Regions from separate parts of the Mus musculus genome. Here region 1 is linked to region 2. Evidence: chromatin loops called from intact Hi-C (ENCODE). Cell type or tissue: heart. All regions are shown on one strand.

Region 1 (8,000 bases), 390 kb before region 2:
GGCGTTTTAACCATGGAAATTTAAATAAAGCAATGGCAATGTGGTAACTTCAGGTTTTTTACAATTTGTTTTGTCTTTTTATTTTAATTTTCAAAATTTTTATCTGTCTGAGTATCTTTCCTATGTATGATTCTGAACCATGTGTGTCCAGTTTCTGCAGAGGCCAGAAAAGAGCATCGAATTTCCTGGAACTGGAGTTACAGACTGTTGTTAGTCACCATGTGGGTACTGGAAACCAAAGCCAGTCCTCTGGTAGAGCAGCCAGTGCTCTTAACTGCTGAACCATCACTCCAGCCCCTCTTGATTTTTTTTTTTTTTTTTTTGGAGACTAGGTCTCACTGTGTAGCTCTGGCTGAGCTAGAACTCAGTTTGTACATGGGGGTGGGGGATTAGGAAATAGAGGGTGCAGTGGCCTTGAGCTCATGAAGGCCCACCTGCCTCTGCCTCACCAGTGCTGAACTCACAGGCTCTGCCCCCTCTTAGTTGATGGAGACAGGATTTCAGTATGTAGCCAGTGCTGGTCTTACACTTGCAATCCTTCTGACTGTTTTGGAATTGCAGGTGCATCCCAGCATGTTAGCATTGTTTTCCACGCCAACTGGACTGTTCCATATTTCTACTAATAATACACAAAGGTTCTTTAAAAAAAACTACATCTTTGACAACAGTTACTGTTTTCTGGGTTTTGATTTTTATTTTATTCTAGCATGCCGATGAATGTGAGGTGGAATCTCAACAGTAGTTTTGTTGTTGCTGTTTCTCTCTCTCTCTCTCTCTCTCTCTCTCTCTCTCTCTCTCTCTGTGTGTGTGTGTGTGTGTGTGTGTGTGTGTGTGTGTGTGCATGTGTGTGTCCATATGGGTTCCAGGGATGAACTTCAGGTTGTCAGGATGACAGACAATGCCACAGCTTTCCCCCACAAATTCATCTTACTGGTCCCTTACTGTTCCCTTACTGTAGTTTTGAATTGCATTTCCTTAATGACTATGAAGATGAACAACTTTCCCTGTTAATGGAAATTTAAACTGCTTCTTCAGAAAGAACTTATTTCTCCAAATTATTCTTGCTCATTTTGAAAGGTTGAATCATCTTTTTATTCTTGAATTGTTGGAGTGTTTCATACATTCCAAGCACTAGAATCTTATCTGCTAGGTGATCACTAAATGCTTTTCCCCATTCCGGGGCTGATTGCTATTGTGACTTCATTAGTCCTCCTTCTCACAGATAAAGAAACTGAGGCTCCGAAAGCAAAGGGGCTTGCTAGAGCCACATTGAGTGAAGTTAGTATCAGACAGCCACCTAGTCAGCCTGCTAAGGGCACAGGAAGGTATGACGGAGAGCAGGTTAAAAAGGAACAGGGATAATGCCAACCTGTGCCTAGCCCACTGATTCCTTCTGTTTGCCTTTGAATCACACTGTTCTGTTGGTGGCTTGTTTCTGTCATTGTACCTTACCCAAGCTGCTTAGGCCGTTAGGTTCTGCTTATTCTGTTTATTTGGCTTTAGAGATGGGCTTTCATTATGTAGCTCAGGCTGACTTGGAATTTCCTAGCTGGTTTTAGACCCATGGTGAGTCTCCTGTCTCAGCAGCCTAAGTATTAAGATGACATGTATGTTCTACCATGGCTTGGCAAGATTATCTTTCTGATAGCCTGCCCATGATGAGAGAGAGAAAGCAGCCCTGGATAAAAGCATTCCTAGAGGCAAAATTCATGAGGAAAAGCAGGAATCCATGCTCCAGTGTATCTGAATGTTGCTCTGTGATACAAGCCAGTTCCAGGAGAGCTAAGGGAAGGCCAAAGTTCCCCAGCACCTGCCAGGAGTTTGGGGACAATGAGGAGTCTGTTAAAGTGGGAATACTCCTTTGTGTTTATAACTGCATCTTGCATATCTCAACCTCAAAGCAGCAGAAGGCTTTTCCTATTTCCACTTCATATCAAACATTAGTGAAGCCAATGTGAAACCCATGATGGAAAATAACCCAGACATTCACAGCAATGATAGCAGTAGCAACAGCAGCAGCCAACACCTACCACCAACCACTCCCACCACCACCGCCATCACCACTGTGATGCATGCACCCTGGCTTGAACAACAGGTGAAAGCAGTTTAGTCCATTTCAACAAACCCTTTGCTTATACTCGAGTTTATTATGTTTTTAGATCACACCCAACATTTCAGCAAATTTCTTTAATGTTGCTTAGGTGACATCTTATCAGACAGGCTAAGATCTTGTTAGGTGTGGTGGTATACAGTTGTGATCCTAGCACTTGGGAGGTTGAAGCAAGAGAACTGCTATGTTTTCCAGGCCAGCCTGGGCCACACAGCAAATATCAGACCAGCCAGGAAGATGGCTTGCAAACATGTCACAAATTACTGCCACCCCCCAAAGAAGGTGACAGGTCTTATGGAATGCATGATTATATATAAATTGAAGAAGAATTTGATTTATAACATTATTTGAACATTTCACGGAATTCAATTGCTCTTTTTAAAAATCTCCTTTTTTCCTGTTCATGTATGTATTTATGAATGTGTATATCGGTGGGAGTCTGCAGGTGGATGTCAGAGGACATCCCGGAGTTCAGTTTTCTCCCTCCACCTCGTGGGGCCTTAAGATCCGACCTCAGTCCTCAGACTTGACAGTAAGTGCATCTACTGACTTAGCCAGCTTCCGCCTGCTCTTCTTATAAGTGTTTATTTCAGACATTGTGGGTATACAGCCCTATTCCATGTGCCTGGGCATCTTAATTTACTTTTCTGGCCTCAGTTTCCCTGTTTGTAAGATGTAGGAATGACTTACATCTGTGCCTTTAAAGCCCCATGGTTTTCTCTTTTCTTTTTTCTTTCTTTTTTTTCTCTTCTTTCTTTCTTTCTTTCTTTCCTTTTTATTTTCTTTTTCTTTTTCTTTTTTTTTTTTTTTTTTTTTTTTTTTTTTTGGCCAGGACCGGGGATTAAATCCAGGATCTTGTGTACACTAAGCTACAACATGTTTTTAGTTGCACACTACTTTCTCTGGGCAGAGCCTCATATATCATTCCAAACAATAACAGGCGGAGGAGAGCTGTTCTGATGGGGGCTCCTCTTAAACACAGCACCCCACACACAGACTATTGCTCCTGAGCTGTGGGAACTCGGAGCAAGGGGCTGCAGAGCCCTGACCTTGGTGCTGCTGAGCTCTGGTGCCAGCTGTTCTCAGCTCTTGGGTAGGCAGCTTCATCACTAAGCACTCAACCCCCCATCTCCAGGCTCCTCGGTTGTATCCATTAGCTCCATATTTCTGGACTCTTATGTGAACTCTAGACAGAAAAAAAAAACATTTCTAGGCACAAATGCCTCTTCTCACCCAAAGCAAGGGAGCCTGGAGTCCCTTGCCCCTCTCTAGCACAGAGGCAAGACCCCAGAGAAACATGCCAGGAGACCCAGGGGGATGTCTGTTGAGAGGGAGGCCCCCAGGGAGGGAAATCTGCTGAGTGCTTCAGATGGCTGGGGCTGACAGCTAGTTTCCCCCTCCCCTCATGGGTTCCTGTTGCTTCCTGCTACAGAAATTTCCCTTGCTGCAGAGTGGAATGGGGTGGGGATGACTTTAATTGGAGCCTGGGATCGCCATGGCCACCTTTTTCTTTCTATCAGTCTTGAAGCAGGTGGCTTGCATCTTACAGTGAAACAAGCAAGTGGGGAAGGCAGGAGGCAGAAAGGACATGTAAATTGAGCTTTGAAGCAAAGAAAGAAGGTGTGTGGAGGGGCAGCACCAGTTCTCTGCTGGTCAACCAGGCTGCTCAGCAGATTGTGAGTCTCCAGGCACGGGAGACATGGGGTTGTCTCAGAACTGTTTTTCCTGTCCTGACTCAGCCTTTGTTAATGCCTGGCAGCACAGGACCGGCGCCGTGGTGGTGGTAGCCTTGGAGAAGTGCCTTATACCACAAACATACACCCTCCTTCCTTCCAGCCCACAAAACCCCCTACTTCCTATTTCCCCAGCCCATCAGGAAGGACAGAAGGTTACCAAGGAGTATCCTGCCCACCATTTTCACAGATGAAGGAAAGTGATGCAGAGGACGGAAAAGGCCTAGTTAGCAACAACAGAACCTGCCGTGGAAGCAAGAACCTTGTGAGTGGGATAAGGAGCTAGCTGTGTGATGGGAGAGGCACAAGGGATGAAGGCAAAAGCTGAACTGAGCTGAGCTGAGCTGAGCTAAGCTGAGTTTCTCCTTAGCTTTGGTTCTGACATAGCTAAACCAATACCAGTAAAATTCCTCAAGTTTTGAAAGGTTTTCTCTGGTGAGGTAACTCCGCGGAGCACCCAGAAGCCAGGTCTGTAAGGACCCAGCCCAGAAAAGATTGGCTTACTGCCCAGGCTACCACTGGGTGGCGCTGTCTCTCCACCCAAGTTGGTTAGGCGGGTTGCAGATGCCAGGGCAAAGAAGTCACCCCATTCATGCCCCATCCTGCCAGGGCCCTAACAAAGGCCGCTTGGGTTAGGGCAGGGAAAACCAGTTTTGACAAAACTCCATGCCTTCTTTGGCATGTGGGTGGAGAATGGAGGATCCAGAATAACAGAGCTCAAGAAACCCCCGGGAAGTTACAAGTAGTTTTACTGGGGCCCCAGGTACCACTCTACCTCACTGCTCTGAATTTAGGAAGCTCTGGCGTTCTAAGTCTAGAGAGGAAAAGAGAGGTTCTCCCCATTTCAACAGTGAACACACTGAGTCCTGGAACACTGAATCTAAAGCTAAGCTTTCCTGTCTAGCAAGCTCTTTTTCCAAAGCGAGTGTTTCAAAGTGATCTTCTTTTTCGACTAGGCCTTAGTGGTGTCTAAGAGATGGCTTTAGAAATGCTAATGCTAGGCTTGAGTGACAGGCCTGGACAATGGGGGAAGGCTCTGTGTGAATGGGACAGCCTAAGCCTAGGAGGCTCCACGTGGGAGCCGGGGTGGAGAAGGGCAGGCAGAGACACCCGTTGGCCAGTCGGGATCAGCCTCCGGGAGAGGCTGACTCGGAAGGCACTGGAGCTGTCAACAATAAGGAAGGGGGAAGGGACTGCCTCTTCGGTTGTCTTTGGGGCAGGGAGCGGGAGGGAGGGACGTAAAGTAGAAGAGGCCTGGGCTTTGAGCCTGAGGGTATAGACTAGGTGACCTGGAGACACAGAAGAGATCTGTAGGGGACCTGAAGGCTGCCTGGGGATCAACGCAAACCCAGAATTAAGGAGGCCACGGCAAGTGCCTTGAGATAATGTGTTATTGGGTTCCCTCTCGCCTTAGCTTTGGAGTGTAAATCCAATTGAAATGAGAGCACCTGCCACATAGGCTCCTGGGGATCTGAAACAGTTCTGGGATTTTGGAATGTGGTTGATGATAGGGCCCTTGTTTAGCATACTTGAGGCCCTGGGTTCCTTTCTCAGCATGACAAAACAAACTTGGAAACAACACCGAGGGCCTGCCTAAGTCAGAAGTGCTCGGTAGTAAGAGAGTTGTGGTAGCACAGGCTGGTAACGCTAGCCAGGCAAAAGCTGAGGCTAGCTCTGCGAAAGCTGAGGCTATAGCTGCCACCTTTGAGCCCTGAACTCTGCTTGTTGGCTCTGTGTGTCTGAGAGAAAAATCTGGCTTAAAAGCTTAGCCTACAAGCCCTATGGGAGGCTCCACTGGCTCCCTGGGGAATGGGACATCCTGTGGACCTTGGGCCTGGAGTCGGAGAGAATCCTTGAAAGGAAGTCTTACGAAGGGGTTGTGTGCCAAGGGACCTATGTCCTAATCAGCAGGGGGGAGGACAGCCCTAAAGTAGGGTCTTTGGTAGACACAGCCAGAAGCCCAGAGAAGGGACCCAACCAAACAGTAGCATCCACTCCCAACTCTCTGTGCACTAAGAAACTCCTCTGAGGCAGCTGGACTGTTTGATTGCCTGTAGAGGGAATTCCAGTTCAACCTGGAATAGAAAAACTATCTCAAAAAGTTCCAAGGAACATTAGAAGAGAAAACAAGTGGTATGTGAGAGGATGTTTTACTTCTTGTTCCTTCATCCTCTGATGATGCTGACACTTGACCTATCTCTTGCAAAACATGGAATCAGTGGGTATGGTAACTTGTGGCTAGTAACGGGCAGCAGGTCATCCACCCAGATGCTGCACAGAGTAATGCATGAGGTATGTACAATACCTATAGTATTATTACCACTCCCACTTTCTCTAAGGGGCATCGAAGGAGCAGATAGATGTCATCTGCCCATCATTAGGGTCAGCGTGCATGTTCAGAACCACCGCATGGACACTTATCCCTCTGACTACACTGGGTTGTTATTCTCAAAGCTCTCCAGTGGTAAGATGCCAGGATCTGAAAGGTTTGGCAGCTGTCAGCTTGTGAAGGAATCAGTTCTGGGAGGACTTTAACGATGGCATGGGTGGGGACACCAAAGCCCAGAAAGGCAAGATTTTGTCCTAGGTCACACAGCAGGTCGGTGACAGTGCCGGGCCACCCATAATTAAAGTTTACAACTACTTAATTGCTCTCCTATCCCGGGCTCCTTTTCTTCCCACTCTACTCCCAGCTTAGTATTCTTCATGCTTTCTTGTCTTCCTCATCACCACAGATGCAGGATAAAGCAGTTGCTTCTGCCGTGCAAGGGTAACTCATCTGTGGGAAATGAAAAGTGGGAAGGCAGGTTCTGCACAACTCCCATGAAACCACACTATGGCTTTGGAGCCAAACATCTGAAAAAGCAGAGGCTCTGACCCCTAGGATGCCAAGCTGCTCCTAACTGGGTAGAGAGCAATGGCCAGAGACAGTCTCATATAGATCATATAGGCACAGCGACAACTGCAGTGGCATAGACACAGTTATAGATATGGATGTGGCTGTACATAGCCGTGGAAGGCATAAATGCATAAGTATATAGTTGCAGAACCATGGAGATTACTGCGTAGATGTGGAAAAAACTCTGCACAAGAGTCTGATGTGAAGGTGTGAATAAGCCTTGTCAGAACACGTGGCTATTTAAAGCACCACAGCAGGATTCTCTCTTTTGCTCGGGAGGATGTGTTCCCCATCTGAGGATGGCAGCAGCTGCCCCTCTCTCAGCTCACAAGCTGCCTGCCTGTCGCACTCCTGAGGAGCACTTCACCCTCACCCACTCAGTGGGCCCCACGCCTCTTCTACCTTCTTTTCAGGAAGAGCAATGGGTCTTCCCTCCACCCCCACCCATGCAGCGCATCCACCCTCACTCCTGTCACTACCTGCCCCCCCCCCCAAGCCTCTTTGGCCCCCGGCACCTCCCTAGCCTCTGAAGGAACAGTGGGCCGCCACTACCCCCATCTTGTACGGCCATGATTAGCTAGAGAAAAAACCCCACTCCTATCCCCAAAGCCTCCCAACTGCTGGGACAAGGACAGAAGCAAATGGAGTTGGGGGGTGGTCTCTGTTGCTAGCTTCCTTCCTGGCCTGGATGCCCCTGAAACCTTCTCTATCTTCCCTTTCTCTGTGCCCCCAGCCCCTGCATATGTGCCTCCTTTTCTGCTTGTGACTGTTTCTTATACGTTTCTCATTTTGGAGGTCCTCTTCTCGTTCTTCCTCTCTTTCCCCTCCTCTTACTATAACCTGGACTTGCTCGCGAGCCTTTTGTTTTGTTTCTAGCTTTAAGTACTTGCACAAATATTTCAGTGAGGAGAGTTGACAAGAAGACAAATATCCCTCGGGTCTGTATTAATTGCCACAAAGACATACATACCCACAAAAGGGACAACGAAGGCAGGAGGCGCCATCCTCTGTCACTGGCTCTCTTACATTGCCTCTCATGGTTGCCCATACACAGCCTCCATTTCCATGTCTCTGAGCACAGAGGTCTCAGGTCTCACTCTTCCTGGAGACAGCTGTCCCCTTGCATAATAGTTCAGCCTGACCAAAAAGGCCTGTCCTGAACTCTTCTTCCCAGCAGCTGTGTCACCCTTAAGGTCACTAGACCACCCAATTCTGTCCTTTGATCACCCTTCCAAAGTCTTCCTGAAGGAGTAAGCTC
Region 2 (8,000 bases):
CGGTATCTAGACCCAAGAGAGCAATTAGGTCACTCCCATGAGCTCCTGGGACAGGCTACCCTAGGGGGATTGCAAGTCCCCTAGCTAAAGAGCACTTCCAGCCTTCACCCTTACATCGAAGAACTGGGCACTTCACAAGCTCTTCCCATGGGCTTAACAGTCTAGAGGGTTCCCCCAAACCATTTGAGCCCCAGCAGTGAAGGCACGGTGACCAAACAGGCTTCTGAGTAAGGTAGAAATCCTGGCCAGTCAGCCCCTTTCCTTGTACAGAGGCAAAAACCTCTATCCTGACCCTACTTTAGCCAAGGATCAGTAATGGGATCCTACCTTAACCCAAGGAGAAAACAAGAAGACCTCTTCTCTCACTTTCATCCCTGGGACTCGAGGGGCTAAGGCAGGCAAGAACCTAGGAAGTTAGCAGAGAGCCCACAAGAGTGGACAGGAGGAAATTCCAGAAACAGGAATCTGGGAACAGGTCAAGCGCCTCCCCCTCCCCCTCCCAGGTTTCCACTAACTGTGTTGTCCACAACTGGACTGCCAGAAAATGAGAAGAGAGATTACAACCCTGAGTTCCACGGTGAGTCCTAGATGCCAAAAGAGAAAAAGGTCCAGAGGTCACAACAGCCTAAGCTACTCCCCACCAACAGCCCAGAAACCACTGAGCCACCGCCCTGAAAGGTGTGTGTTGTTTAGAGATGGGAGGGGGCAGAGTTAGGAAGGAGAAGGAGAAGAAAGAAAAGGGCCTCCTTTATATCACTACCCCCAACCATAGGAGAAATCTAAGCATGGCTCTCCAGTCCTTGGGGGGGGGGGGGTTGGACCTGCCTGGACAGGAATCACACGTTCCCCACCCACCTCCCTCGCTGGCTCCACTACCATTCTCAGCCCTGATAGCTCTAGAAGCTCTGGTGCCTAGCTCAACTGGACCCCCGACGGGCACTGGATCGAACCCCCTTCTCAAACAAACCCTCTTCCACTCCGCCCTTCTCCACCCGCCGCCTTTGTGAGCCTGGAAGCAGCGCCCGCCTTTCTACCTCCCCGGCAGAGAGAAATGGGGGGGGGGGGGGAGTGTGCAAGAAGAGACGGCAAAGAGAAAGACAGGGAGGCAAACAGACAGGGAAGAAAGACAAATGAAAATGGGAGAAGCTGGAGAAGATATACAGATGCTGCCACTCGCCCCGGGGCGCTAGGTCCTGAGCCGCCCTGACACCTAAGCAAATGAGGAACCTGTGTTCTGGCCTGGTCCCTTGCTCAGGTCGATCTCACCCCTGGAGTGGCTGTGAGTGAAAACCACCACGTTCCCAGAGGCCCTGGAGTGGGCTGCTTACTCGCCCCCACCCAGCTCTCGGGTGCGCTCTGGAGCGCCCAGACATTCTATATCTGCCTGGTGTGACCAACAGACGCGATCCGGACTTGAGAGTAGGGCCAAACCGAAGGATCGAAACGCAGCTAAGTGCCCCCACCCCACCCTTCCGCACCCTACCCCGACTGCCCGCAAGAAAACACTAGAAAAGGCCAGATATAAAATAGGGCGCCGCACCTCCTACGGACAACCCCCCCCACGCACTTGGGGGTGCACGACCTCACCCCGAAGAAGTGCCTCCCACCCCCAGGGACCAGAGTAGATAAGTTACTCACTTAGGGTTAAGAGAGCTCCAGGACACGGGCTCCAGGTTCTTGGCCAACGGCGTGGCAAGCCGGCACAGCGTCAGCACGACCATAGCCACAAGCCACTTGCTGAGCCAACGCTGCCCAGGCCGGGCCATTTTCCCCGGGGCAGAATGCACTTCAGGATCCCCTAGCGCCTCCTCAGCAAAGCTCGCCTCGCCTGCCCGTGCCGCGCAGCGCTCGGAGCCACTCAGGCGCCCATCCTCCGCAGCCGCCGGCCTTGAAGCACTCCCCTCCCGCTGGCCTCGGGGTCGCTCTCCTTCGCCCGGCTGGCCAGGAGGACTCACTGGGCAGGCGTCCCCAACCCGCGCATGGGCTGCGGCCTCCGAGGACTTTCTTCCCTGGCCTCTCCGCCGCACGAGGCGCGACGGGGGCTCGCCGCCCCCGAGTGATCCCGCCGGATTCCGCTCGGCTCTCCCAGATTGTTTGAGACTGCAAGTCCTCTCCCCGATCGGGTCTCCCTGAAGAGCGCTCAGTGGCTGCCCCGACGCCTCGACCGTCCTGGGATTGACGCCTCTGGGAAGAAGAGGCGGGTTGTCTCCCAACAATGCGAGCTCGGTCCCCAGGCTCCCGACTGGGTCCCCCTAACACGGACTCCGTTCCTCCGGGCCACAGTGGGACTCCGCGCCGGCGCGTCCCACGACAGCTTCTACTTTAGCACCGGCCCTTCTCAGTATACTTAAAAGGCTAGTACGGCCCTGCCGAGCAAATCAGTCCCGTCGATTTGCACCTCTGAAGCCTCGGCCGGGTAGCCCGGCAGCCCGGTCGCCAAGTCCTTAATCCCCGGCGATTGAGCCCGAGTGTCTGCAGTCAGTGCGAATCACACACACCCCCCACTGCTGTCCAGCGCGCATAGACTCCCTCCGCTGCCGCTGAGCTTTCTACTCTCCTGCTCAGGCGAGCACAAGGCCAACCCTGCTCCTTCGAACCAATAGAAAGCTCTGTGACGGGGTCCTTGCCCCATACCACGCCCACAGAGCAGGAAGGGGTGGGGCTTCGGGGAGCTCATAAGGACGCTGCTCTCTCGATGGCACGAATCTGAATGTGCGGCTCTTGCGGTTATGCCTCTGTCCCGCTTAGTCTGGTTCCCAGGGAGTTCTAGGGAAGTTGGCGCTTCCCAAAAGCTGCTGGCCTGCTCTCATGCACACCCGGTCAGCACCCGGCCCACTGACCTAGAGCAGACAAACCCTGTCCCAAGTACCTCCAGAAAGCACCGTCCTTGTGTTCTTTTTATACACACAAACACACCCCACATGCGCATACTCGCGTACCAGCCCCAGAATCCCACTCGGTGCCCACTTCTGTCAGCCTGCCTGCTCCCAGTCCAGTCACTACCTACACTCTGTTGGACCCCGTCTTCCTGTCCTCGTAATGCACTCCTTTTTTGCATTGACCACGACAAGAGTCTATTAGACTATTAGAGGTTAGAGCTATGGGCAGTGGAGACTCAGAAAAAGTATTGTGTCCAAAGGGGAGGAGGAATTTATTTGCATCTAGTGAACCAAGCCTTTAAAATTTTCATCTTCGAGAGCGAGCCCTTTGAGACCCTCCACCCCAAACTCCAGGCACACAGATTTAGTCAGTCCTGTCTGAAGGCATACGAAAGGGCCAGGAGCAGGCAAGTAGGGACGAGAGGTCACAAACTGTACAGAAAGCTCTAGGACAGGGGAGAAAGGAGCAGAAGAGAAGCCTTTTGAAAGAGCAAAAGCAGGCATCTGGGCCCTGAGATTCCGGACTCCAGCCTTTCCCGGCCTCGGCCTCACCATCTGGGTCTTTGTCTCCCAGCACTGGCCCATTCTCTCCGCCCCTCCTTGTCTCTTTGCTTATAATTTGGCTCAATCCCATAGCTCAGACCCTCCCGGTCTGACCTACTCGCTTTTCTCAGGTCCCAGCGGACGTACCCACGTGCTAATGTCTCCCCCTGCTGGCCTTCTATAGACTTGCGGGCTCCCGGGATAAGCGGAGGCCTCCCACCTAGAGCCTGCTGAGCAAGTCTGGCACTCAAAGCGCTCAGAGGTAGGCATGGCAGTAGCAAGAGCCGGCCACTGGCCACTCATGTAAGAAAGGTGGGAAAGATCTGGGCTTGGGGACTTCAAAGGTTAGAAAGGCTTCCTATATTCGCGCCCCTCCTTTTTCTCCTCCTCGCTGCCTCCTCTTTTCTTTTTGTAATGAATCGGGTTCTAACTTTAGACTTACTAGGCAAGGTAAGAAGGACCAAAGAACCAAATTCCAGTTCCTTCTTGTTGCTTCTCTATGGAGATAACGGTCTGAGCCCCATCCTTTAGGGGCTTTGCCATTTATGAGTTCCATGTCCATTCTTGAGTCCTTCACTGCATCATCTAATCATCTCTGTCGTTCTAGTGGGGGCATCTATGTGGGGTTCTCCCACCTTTGGAGCCAGAGACCTTGCAACATTCAATGGCTCTGGGTACACACTCTAGGGCCTTTGTTTTCCCAATTGGACTCTGCACTGGGATGCAAGCAGAACAAGGAGAGATACAAATAAGGTAGAAAGACACACCAGCAGTCCACCTGAGACCCCTGCCATCAAAGGACTTCCAGATGTGAATCTAGAAAGCAGCCAGCTGCTTACAAAGTCCCTACAAGGCATCACGGACCACTGCGGATGATTTTCTTTCACCATCCTTTGAAATCAGTTCTGCTATCCCCATTTTTACTTAAAGAGGGAAACTAAGGCTCACGATTGACATATCCTGACCTATCCCTGGGGTCGTTCCTGGTGTCTCTGTCCCCAATTTTACAGCCATTCCTTGTACTATACAGATGGACCCACTTGCAGATGCTCCATGCATACTCACTCTCTTGGCTTATTGTAAATTACAAGCTTCGAGGTTCCTGGAAAACCACAGCCCCCAGGATGGCCAGATCACTGCTCCTCATTCGCAGGTCTCAGAAGGTCACTAATCCTAGGAAGGGTCATTAATTTTGGCCATAGAGCAAAGTGCTTCTCAGACAGGGTCACTATCCCAGGTTGGCCCCAGAGTTTTCCTTTTCATGGCCAACATGCCTTGTGCCCCTCCAGAGGACACTAAATGGGAGCTACCAGACTTGGGAAACAGGAAGACAGAGGTATTTTCTGAGTGCCAACATCTAATTCTGGGCAAAGGGGACAGTGGAAGATGAAGATAGGTCTCTTAGGTCCAGACTTGTTCCACACACTGCTCATCTCTGGTCATGCCACGGCCCCTCTGCCTCAGCCTGGCCACACTAGCTACAGGGGCCTCAGGAGCAGGGTTAGACTAGATGTGCACTCTCTGCTTCGATCAGGGCCCGCAGCTGAGAAATTTCCCACCCCAGCCTGACCCTAGGAGGTTCTCAGTTATAGAGAGAGATCCAGGTTCCCCGACTGAGGGGAAAAAGATAATTCTCTAGAGGAGCCTGAGAGGAAGGCAGGATCCGTGGGGGATGTGACCATTCTTCTATCTAAGCACTTACTAGCCCACAGACTGTCAGGTCATTGTGTCAACACACACTTTACAAGTGGTGTAAAGACCCCTTGACCACAGGAGTGTCAAGCATTGTGAGGCCTCAGGCCTACCTAAGTGTGTTAAAAAAAAAACATATAGTAGCCACAGGAAACTTCAGGCTCTGGGCACCATGTGTAGACACCACACACACACACACACACACACACACACACACACACACACAAACACGAGCTGTGCCTTTTTTGGGCCCAGCTGCCCACACTCATAAACGGGAAGAGAGGCTAGCTTTCAGGGACTTGGGCAAATCCCCTCACCTCTGAAGGGCCTGTTAGTGTTCTGTGGCCTGGCGGTCATTCCTCCTTCTCAGCTTCCTGGGAGTATTTAATGAGATAATGTGCCCGCCTAGGCTCGGCCTCATACCTGGCCTACCACAGAGCTTACTAAATGGAAACTCTTATTCTTCCATAGAGCCTCCCAGGAAGACACTCTCATCCCTAGTGACACACATTCGTACCAGTTCACACAAGTTTTGTGTGCTGCACATACATTTTCCAATCCCCTCTAGTTTCACACACATGTCCACATTCACATGCAAACCAGACCCCTCCCCACCTTTGTCGAGCACTGGCTGGGCAAGGAGAGGTTCTGGCCTTACGGAACCTAGAGTCTAAGCCTCCATTTCTCATGTTCACGGTCCCTATGGAGATGAGAAGGCGACCTTTGCTTCTGTGACTCACGTCCTTGACCTCTCTCTGCCTGCCTTATACTCTATGCACAGAGCAGTGAAACTATTCGCCCAAGGCCACACTGCCAGGAGGCAGAGAAGTCAGGCCATCTGGACAAACAACTTGACTTTCTCCTCACAGCTCTCTGTTCTATCACAAGGCTCTGGGCTGAGGAGTGGTGTTTTTGCTGAGCCACCAAGACCAGCCAGAGGCAACACCTGGAAAAGCAAAGAAAGGAGCAAGGAGCAAGAATTCTGACCCTTGATGCCATGCCAACTGGTGAACCCAGTGATGCTGGCCACCCTCTGATCTCTCAACAATTATCTCTGTGCCCCCTTTCTGCCCCTCCTATAGTTGTACATACCACTCCCTCCAGGCAAAGAAGAACCCCCTTCGTTAGCCCAGTGCACCCTGGAAGCCAGAACCAGTAGGCGACTGCTTTCATGTGGTGCTGCAACACCTTTGTTTAGTGCTTGCGACATCCCTGACATTATGCACTGCCCTGCTTCAAACATAAAAAGCCCGAGGCTTTGAGTTCACTGCAGTGGCACCCTGTCCTCTGCTCTGCCATCTTTAGTCGGAATGGTCTCTAAGAAGCTTAGCCTCACCCATGAGCACTTCCCAAGCCTCCTAAAGGAGGGCAGCTGATTTCCAGGTTGGGCCCAAGCTAACTTCCCGCCTCCAGTGAATGCCTTGGCTTTCCCCAAAATGACTGTCTCTAGGTCTGGCTCAGGGAGAGGATAGGATGGAGAGAGCTTACCCTACTCTCCCTCCCCCGACCCCTACATCTGTTCCAGGACCCTAGAGCTATACTGCAGAGCCCTATGCTTCGGAAGGGTGTTTCACAACGGCGGCCAGGCAATGTGGGGGTGATCTCTAAGGCCAAAGGTTCAGCCATTCTTTCTCCCTATCTCCTCCCTATTCCTGCTCCAGCTGCATGCCTGCTTTATGGGTGTTTGCACTGAGATCACCTTGATCTGTCAGGTGACAGCCCAGTTCTGGTCAGGCTGATAGTGTCTGCAATGAGAAGAACTCCACCAAGCCCAGTCTCTCTCCCTCCCTGTGTCTCTCTACTGTCTCATGACCCTTTGATCCCATCCTGGATTCCTAGCACCTGCAACAAGTCTGTAGGCCCTGTTCAGGCAAATGGCTTAACCCAAGAGAGCTTGGAAAATGAGAGCATAGGACTGAGAGCTTAGGAGAGCCAGAGCCTAGTAGGTGGGTGAGGTTCTGGCCTGCAGCTAGGGGCCAGGGCTTTTCTAAGGCACCACCCCCTGGCATCTCAGCCCTCTTGTGTTTTGTTGAGCTGGTCTCAGCTCCCTCTACAAGGTCCTCTGTCCTGGCTTCTCTCTGATGCTACAAGACGTAACCCAGGTGCAAGGGGAGCCTGGAGCAGTCTGGCCCAGGCCACCTGTCGCTCCCTCACTCTGGTTACCTGGAGAATGTACAAGGAGGGGCGAGGTTATTCATCACTGTCTAGGGCTCAGGAATTCAGGCGAAGGGAACAGCAGCTGTCCCCACTTATCACTGACCCCAGCCTGGTTCCCTATCTTAGATGGGGGAGGGCACTGATGCCTGGAGAAACAGCACCTTTGCCCAGACCGGAGAAAAACATCGGAGAAAACCCCGGACGCACCAGGCTCTGTGTTTACAGAGTAAAGTTGCTGTGGAGGAACAACCCGGATTGAGCAATGGAACATTCCGAGGAGATGCGGCTGTCTGGAAGATCTAAGCCCTCATAAGCCTATGTACTGATTTCCTGCCTCACACTCCCGTAAACAGGCTAAAGGGTCAGAGTCTATGTTTTCTTCACTGATAACCTTAGCCCTGTGGGAGACAGGTCACGAGATGCAGGGGACATCTTTGGACAGATAAAGGTCTGAATCTATCTTTCCAGAGAACTCCTGGCAGATAATAGTACTCTGGCCCACTGTCTGTCCCCTCCTATCCTTGAGTCAATTCAGACAACATGGCTGGTACTGAAACCTCCTCTCCCTGCTAAGAACTTAGCTTAGGTGGGCTTTATGCCACAGTCCTACCTCCATCTACTTCCCATAAGACCCCAGTGACATCCTAGACCTTTAATCTCTTCCACTTAAGCCAGGCCTCTACCTCCCCAAAACTGCCTAAGGAGGTCAGGCTCAAATGCTGACTGCTC

Evidence for each region. Peaks named below come from ENCODE experiments on the same cell type or tissue, not always from the same donor. Only the 100,000 strongest peaks of a DNase experiment are listed, where the experiment ranks them.
Region 1: a loop joins it to region 2, with 8 times the contacts of the local background. A loop is called at or near these places in 37 of 42 quality-filtered maps.

Annotation. Positions count from the first base shown.
Region 1 is chrX:99,519,398-99,527,397 of GRCm38, reverse strand. No RefSeq gene overlaps it. Among named protein-coding and RNA genes, the nearest start is that of Gm31155, 34 kb to the left of the region's middle. In heart, a CTCF peak has its summit at 4,353 (motif pointing right); no DNase peak of the experiment used is centred here; H3K27me3 peaks cover 4,616 bases.
Region 2 is chrX:99,130,652-99,138,651 of GRCm38, reverse strand. Efnb1 (ephrin B1) reads right to left here and starts at 2,591. Exons shown (of 5, transcript NM_010110.5): 1 at 1,639-2,591. The coding sequence starts at 1,766. In heart, a CTCF peak has its summit at 3,609 (motif pointing left); DNase peaks (open chromatin) are centred at 261, 2,661 and 3,591; H3K4me3 peaks cover 3,552 bases; H3K27ac peaks cover 3,601 bases; H3K27me3 peaks cover 3,410 bases.